Regions from separate parts of the Homo sapiens genome. Here regions 2 and 3 are each linked to region 1. A link is a loop called in an ENCODE intact Hi-C map of the cell type or tissue named here. Cell type or tissue: Caco-2. All regions are shown on one strand.

What was found. Hi-C counts contacts between places; a loop is a spot of excess contacts. Peaks named below come from ENCODE experiments on the same cell type or tissue, not always from the same donor. Only the 100,000 strongest peaks of a DNase experiment are listed, where the experiment ranks them.
Region 2: it touches region 1 in a loop (5-fold over the local background); 11 of 110 quality-filtered maps call a loop at or near these places.
Region 3: a loop joins it to region 1, with 5 times the contacts of the local background. A loop is called at or near these places in 5 of 110 quality-filtered maps.

What each region holds. Positions count from the first base shown.
Region 1 is chr2:46,172,583-46,175,082 of GRCh38, forward strand. The region is part of intron 14 of PRKCE (protein kinase C epsilon); the gene reads left to right. Among named protein-coding and RNA genes, the nearest start is that of EPAS1, 120 kb to the right of the region's middle. In Caco-2, no CTCF peak of the experiment used is centred here; DNase peaks (open chromatin) are centred at 1,209 and 1,459.
Region 2 is chr2:46,061,755-46,064,254 of GRCh38, forward strand. All of the region lies in intron 10 of PRKCE (protein kinase C epsilon), which reads left to right. Among named protein-coding and RNA genes, the nearest start is that of EPAS1, 230 kb to the right of the region's middle. In Caco-2, a CTCF peak has its summit at 1,353 (motif pointing right); a DNase peak (open chromatin) is centred at 1,367.
Region 3 is chr2:46,005,537-46,008,036 of GRCh38, forward strand. PRKCE (protein kinase C epsilon) reads left to right here. Exons shown (of 15, transcript NM_005400.3): 9 at 1,926-2,125. Among named protein-coding and RNA genes, the nearest start is that of EPAS1, 290 kb to the right of the region's middle. RefSeq lists enhancers at 1,551-2,051, 1,806-2,500, 2,052-2,500. In Caco-2, no CTCF peak of the experiment used is centred here; a DNase peak (open chromatin) is centred at 1,245.

The DNA of each region.
Region 1 (2,500 bases):
GAATGGAGACATAATGTGTTTGGAGCTAACGCTTTGAGACTATTGACTTCACCTGCACTTAGAAGACACCTCTGGAAAGAGGCTTAGATACACAGTCTACATCCGGGGGAGTGTTCTCAGCCATTTTTACATGAGACAGCCTTCCCCACAGAGCACTGTATAGTCACTAAGTCCAGAGGGGATGCCCTGTGCTGGGGACCCTTGTGGTCTGAAAGACTTAAGCAAAAGGGGACACTTCAGGTCCTGAAAATACTTCTCAGGGCTTTCTCCTTTATGTGGATTCCTCAGAGACAGTTATTGTACCACTTAGAAAGCCAGGCTTTTTATAATGGAAATGTTTAAATCAGTGGTTCTTAACTTAGTGGTATCACTACCCCCTTGGAGAATCTGATACAGTAAACTCTGTCTCCAGGAAAACCCCAAGGTGTCACAAACACAGTACACTGTTCTATATTCTACCAGGCTCATGGAAACCCTGAAGCCATCCTTTGAGGCAGGGGTCTGCGAACTGCAGCCCAGGGCCAAATCCAGCCCACCACCTGCTTTTGTGCAGCCCTAGAATAAGAATGGTTTCAACATTTTTTTAATGGTTGAAGAATACTATTTCATGACACATGAACACTGTATGAAATTCAAACATCAGTGCCCATAAAGTTTTATCGGAACACAGCCACCGTCATTCATTTACACAAGTTCATGCTGCTTTTGGGCTACAGTGGCAGAGCGGAGTGGTTATGACAGAGACCATATGGCTCACCACATCTAAAATATTTACTACCTGGCCTTTCACAGAAAAAAATGGCAACCCTTGCTCCAGGGGTGGGAACCCCATTTAAGAAGCTTACTTTATATTCCTTACTTTTGCTTACAAATGATTGAGCCGTGGAATTTAGACATAGAAGCAGCATTGAAAGTCTCCTTGAAAAGCTTCTCACTTTACCAATAGCAGACAAGGAACATGTTCCTCAGTTTCGCAGGAGCAAGAGCCAGGAAGGGGCTCTGTCCTGGGCCCTCCCTTTCTTCTGTAGGTTTCTGAATTGGCACTGCCTTCCAAAGGAACCTTCGGGTAGTTGCCCTGAAGTTTTGTTTCAAAGCATCATAACACATGTTAGAAGTTTGGTGGCAACTTCTTTATAACAGGGACACCTGCTTGCCTCTGTGATGGCAATCCCTGAAAGCTGTGTCTATAGACCCCAGCTAATTCCCAGACAAACGATAGTTGGCTGAACTCCTTTGATCTCTATTTGCTGAGTGTAGGGGAGGAGGTTTGCTGTTAGCTAATACCTGAAGTAGAGTTTTCTTTTTTCCTAAAGTAACTTCTCACATGGAATTTGTAAACAAATTTTTTTTTATAGTTTAGCAAACAATAATGAGACTGGAGATGGGAAATAGTTGAATTCCGTCAAACAGCAGACCTGATAGAATTCAGCTGTGGTTGATTGTTCAGAATGCCTGGCGGTCTGAGAGAATTTGGTCCATTTAGAAAATAGATATGTGTGTCTACTGACTGCCTCCAAAGGAATGAAGCAACTTTCCCTCAGAAGTGTTTTAGCGAGGAAACCAATGAGATTGTGGGGAAGGGGCCTGTGAGGCCCAGCCTGAGGCTTGGGCAGCTTGTCCCTACGACTACAGGGGCCACCTAGCTGCCAGGACCCTTTCCGTTGGGCTGGGGAATGGTGGGCCAAGTGGCCTCCCATTTTAACTGCCATCTGTGCCATCGTGCTTAAAAAGCAAGTGGGTCTTCATTTTCTTCTCCCTTAAAAGGTGGAAGCAGCAATCTTTTCAATGATGTAAAGGTCGCAAACTGGAGGATTGTGAGACCCATTCAGCCAGGAGATAACTTTTTTAAAATCGAATTAGTAGGCAACATTTAAAAAGAGATGTAAGTGAAAATGTAGATTGGGGCATTTCGTGGCAACTCCAAAGACCTGGGACCCCTGGGTCGGTGTCCCCGACAGGTGGCATCAGCTGGTGAGGCATGCAGCCCTCAGCTTGCTGGGCTCCTCAGTTCCCGGTGCGCCCAGGCTCCCCCATGCCACACACAACACACACAGACACCCAAAGACACACACATGCCCCACTCATTAGAGAGAAAAGGAGATATGATGCTTTTTAATTTTTTTTGAGATAAGATCTGGCACTGTCACCCAGGCTGGAGGGCAGTGATATGATCTTGGCTCTCTTGCAACCTCTACCTCCTGGACTCAAGCCAACCTCACACCTCCGCCTCCTGAGTAGCTGGGACTACAGGCACGTGCCACCGTGTCTGGCTAATTTTTGTATTTTTTTGTAAAGGCAGGGTCTCACTATGTGGCCCAGGCTGGTCTCAAACTCCTGGGCTCGAGCTATCCACCTACCTTGTCCACCAGAAGTGCTGGGATTACAGGCATGAACCACCACGCCCAGCCGAGATCTGGTGTTACAGCCTGCAATTTTAGCCAGCAGGGCTAAAATTGCTTCCTTCCTTCCTTGTTTTTCTAAAATCCTTCCTTCCTTGTTT
Region 2 (2,500 bases), 110 kb before region 1:
GATGAGCACGGTGTTTGCTTTCCTGAAGACCCATTCAGCATCTCGCTGTCACTCATGCATACGTTAAGTATTTCTTTTCTTTTCTTTTCTTTTCTTTTCTTTTTCTTTTTTTTTTTTTTTTTTGCAACAGTCTCGTTCTGTCGCCCAGGAGGAGTGCAGTGGCACAATCTCGGCTCACTACAACCTCCGCCTCCCGGGTTCGGGTTCAAGAGATCCTAGTGTGTCAGCCTCCCAAGTAGCTGGGATTACAGGCAAGTGCCACCACGCCCGGCTAATTTTGTACTTTTAGTAGAGACAGGGTTTCGCCATGTTGGTCAGGCTGGTCTCAAACTCCTAACCTTAGGTGATCCACCTGCTTCAGCCTCCCAAAGTGCTGGGATTACAGGCGTGAGCCACCACACCCAGCCTCATGCATACATTAAGTATTTCTTGCCCTCCTGCTGGATATAAAGCCCTGTGTCAGATGCTGGGGGCATGGGAATGAATACGATAGACATGTCCCCTACTCTTTTGTTGAGGATAGGGTTTTAGCCTTTCAGAAACAAAATCTGGCCCGGTGCATGAGGTCGTTTGTGTGTTCTGGTGACAGGTCATCCCTGTGGGTGCTCCCTGGGCAGATATGTCCTACTCAAATTAGTCAGACTCTCTTTCAAAGTGTGCCCCTTAGGAAGCCATGAGAAGCCCAGTGTGCCAAGAACACTCTTTTGTGATTCTAAAACCATCCCCGGGGATTAGGACTAGACACAAACTATGAAGACTAATAGGTAAATAGGAGAGTTCGACAGAGTGATACCTAAGGGGCTCTTTGCAATGCAGTAACAATCTGCTTTCTGTGTTTATGCATTGACCAACCCTCCCCCACTTCACCCCCAATATTCTTTTAAGTAGGAGTTGAAGGGTATAAAAGCTCAGCCTTTTTTTTTTTTTTTTTTTTTTTTTGAGATGGTCTCGCTCAGTGGCCCAGGCTGGAGTGCAGTGGCACCATCTCAGCTCACTGCAACCTCCGCCTCCGGGGTTCAAGCGATTCTCCTGCCTCAGCCTCCTGAGTAGTTACAGTGGAGACGTTGTTTCGCTATGTTGGCCAGGCTGGTCTCAAACTCCTGGGCTCAAGTGATCCTCCCACCTCAGCTTCCCAAAATGCTGGGATTACAGGCATGGGCCACTGCGCCCGGCCTCAGCTTATTAATGTAGGTTTTCCTACACTTAAATCAATTACATACAAATCTTCCAGTTTTCTCATTTTAAGTGCATTCTTAGAAATCACGAAAGAAAGCAGAGTGGGCAAGCTGATCATTTTATTCTCCATCTGCAGTCAACTTGCTAAGTAGCTTGCAGTTAACAGCTTTTGCCACGAGAGGGCGATGATTGTTGGAAAGGCAGAGCTGAGTGGGCCAAGGTTGGACCCTGGGGATGTTGATGAAATAGCAACTGGTTATTATGTTCCGTTGATCCAGGGCCAGAAAGAGGAGACAAAGGACCTAAAATGCTTTAGGCTTAGATAGCTAGGTGATATTCTAGGAGGAGAAAATTTGGAACTGCTTCAGTTTCCAGCATTGTGTTATACTTTTATGTGTAAGAGCCTGAAGTTGAACAGAAAAAAAAAAAAAAAGTCGGGGCGGAGCTGTCTTTTCTTTTAAAAATAGACGCATGGAAGCATGTGTTTGTTTGTTCCTACTTGGTGTTTTTGTTTTATTTATAAAATGAAAACAGCTGAAATAATTTCTGGATTGTTCTGAACTTTTGAGCACAGACTCCCAGATGGTTTCTGTGGTCTGGGCCCTCAAAAACCCACCTGATGGGGGATGGCGCCCATCTTTGGAAAAAGCTATTTGAGGCTCTGTGAAGCAGCTCGAGTTTGTTTGTTTTCCCTTGTATTTGAAAATGGAAGTCAAGCATGCTCCCAGGGCAGAGAATTCCGCAACTGTGACCATCTTGCAAGGGGCAGGAAAAGATTTACAGTGTTTTGCTAGACCAATCGCCACTTCCTTCTGGGGTAAAAATCCTTACCAGCAACTCCTTACCAGCGACTCCTCTTCTGGCTAAATTGGAGTAGCATTTTCCTATCAAAGTCATTTAAGATACAGATTATTCAATAACCTGAGAGAAGGGTGGAGTATTCATTTCTAATGACTTCACAGAATTCCAGTCCTCTCTGAGCCCGAAGAGTTGTTGACTATCATCAGGTGTTAGGCCTCACATCTTTCATTTGCTAACAGTATTTTACTGTCTATGAAAATGGTTAACTGGTCGGGCACAGTGGCTCACACCTGTAATCCCAGCACTTTGGGAGGCCGAGGTGGGCGGATCACTTGAGGTCAGGAGTTCAAGACCAGCCTGGCCAACATGGTGAAACCCTGTATCTACTAAAAATACAAAAATTAGCCAGGCATGGTGACACGTGCCTGTAATCCCAGCTACTCAGGAGGCTGAGGCAGGAGAATCGCTTGAACCTGGGAGGTGGAGGTTGAAGTGAGCCAAGATCATACCACTGCATTCCACC
Region 3 (2,500 bases), 170 kb before region 1:
CAGAGTGTGGAAAAGTTCTGTCCCAAGGTTTGGAGATAAGTCAGTGGTAAGGGCAAGACTGTACCCATGCTGGCTGAGGGACACACTCTCAGAAACCCTGCCATCAAACCTTCCTTGGAGGTCACCACCATGACCCAGACCTTCTTACCCAGGAGTAAATAAAAGAGCTTCGGGGGTCATGCACCAGCCCTGAGGCCACAGAATAATTGGTCTCAGTCCCTCTTCGTGCTACTCCAATTAACTTTCTGTGTCTTTATACTCTACCTCATTCCAAATGAGATTTGAAGCATTCATAAGTAGCCTGATGTACTCTGGGGCTGCAGAACTTGTAGCTATTTTCCCAGACCAGTTTGGGGGTTTTCACGTGTTCCTTTCTGAGGCTGAGATCCCCTTTGGGAGCTTCAGGGAGACAGGGTCATATAGAAAAGAGACCCCAGGTAAGAGTTCAGAGACCAGGGTTTGTAGGCCTGGCTCCTGCCCTGCATGCTCTCTGGCTCTGAGCTCTGCCATTGGATGGATACAGTGGCAGGATACAGCGGCCCCAGGGCCTCTGTTCATCCCACTTGACACAGACGCCAGGATTTCCCAGTAGTGATGTTAGCACAGATGTCCCTCTGAGCGACATTATTACAGAACAGAAATAAGACATAGTTTCTTTTTCTTCCCTTGTAAAGACACATAGAAAAACCTTTTCTTCAAGCTTTGCTGTCCCCAAACAACTATGTTTTGCCTTCCAAAATTCATTTAATAACTGAGGCTTTTAGCTCTATTGTGAGATTAAAAGTTATTTAGTCAAGCTAAGTGATAGGTGGATAACTGCTGAACTGGCAAGGGGAGTGTCTGCAGACTCAGCAGCTTTCCCCGTCTTCACCCTCCCCAACACGTCTCAGAGGAGCCAAACTCCAGATCTAGGAAAGATCTCCGGATTCCTTGAGTAAGCCCTTATGGGACTCTGTCCTTCTGAAAAGAAGCTGAAGATCTCTTTCTGTCACTCATGCCTAATTCTCATTCCCAAGGGTTAATAGGCTATGTTCCCCTTCCATAATCCAAGTTATTCACAAGCATCATTTAAAATCGGATTTTGCTCAAGATGCCCATTTCCACACAGAAGAGTGCGTGTCTTGATGAATGAGTTGCTAACAGTAAAGCTTCTTCAAATAGAAAAGGTCAGAGGATCATCCAGCATTATCTCCCCCAGGTAATTCAGGTCATAAGCTCTAGAGCGGGGCACAAGACTGTCTCGTAGTTGAGAAATTGTACTGAGAAATTCCCGCCCCATTGGAGATAAGTTTGCAACATGTCACTTGGGAAAGCAATTCTTTTGTTAATAATAAGCCCATTGCTCATTTTGTTAGATAACCTTGTGTAAGATGGGTATTTAGAAGAAACCCGGCAACAAGGCTGAGTAAAGGTTTTTAGAAGGTATGAAGGTTTCTACCTTCAGTGATCAGCCACCGTTCTGATGGCTCAGTTGTTGAAATAATTATATCACCAGTGATTACTGTGATGACAGTTCTTGATTCGTTGTTCTCATCTTCAGAGGAAACTTGAAGGATACCTGTGACTCTGCAGAATTCCAGAGAGGGCCCAGATTTGTGTGCTTTACCTAGAACAGTGGAATAGGCTACTAGCCAAAGGGGGCTTTCAGAGAGACAGCCAGGTCCAGTGTAATCTGGAGTTGACAAGGGCAGGGAAGGGACTGTGTCCTCCTCCTCTTTGCATACCTAAGCTCTGCTGCGCATTAGGTGCCAATAAGAGTGTGGTGAACAGATGAAGGAACATACAAAGGGATGTCACACTGGATCTGTTGTGAAGAACCAGAAAGAGGACTGAGAGCTTACAGGGGAAAGTCTGAGTGTTGAGTCCTAATGTAACAGGCTTAAGAGGTATGCACTAATGCAATTTCTTGTTCCCCTTGGCCCTAGAAATAAAAGAACTTGAGAACAACATTCGGAAAGCCTTGTCATTTGACAACCGAGGAGAGGAGCACCGGGCAGCATCGTCTCCTGATGGCCAGCTGATGAGCCCCGGTGAGAATGGCGAAGTCCGGCAAGGCCAGGCCAAGCGCCTGGGCCTGGATGAGTTCAACTTCATCAAGGTGTTGGGCAAAGGCAGCTTTGGCAAGGTCTGTGGCACACACGGGTGGAACTGCTGGTTTTGTTCTACTCCTTAGCATTGTTTCGTCTGTTTGATCTAAGATTGAGAGAGGAACCTTTCAGCCTGATCTCGTTAGGTTTTCTTTCCTTTTTTGTAAGTGCAAATGACCTGAGGCCAAGTAGATAGGAGCGCTGGTTCTGCTATTAATTGGCTATATGAGACTTTCAAGTAGTGATTTAATCTCTTTGGAATTCAATTTTTCTCATTTGTTGAATGGGGACAGGAATCAAGTGAGATGGTAGATGAGAAAGCACTTTGGAAAGTTTTAAATGCTCAGTGTTCCAAATCAATAGTAGTGTCAATACATGTCTTCCCTCCTTCAGAGATCAGCTGAAATTCTGTT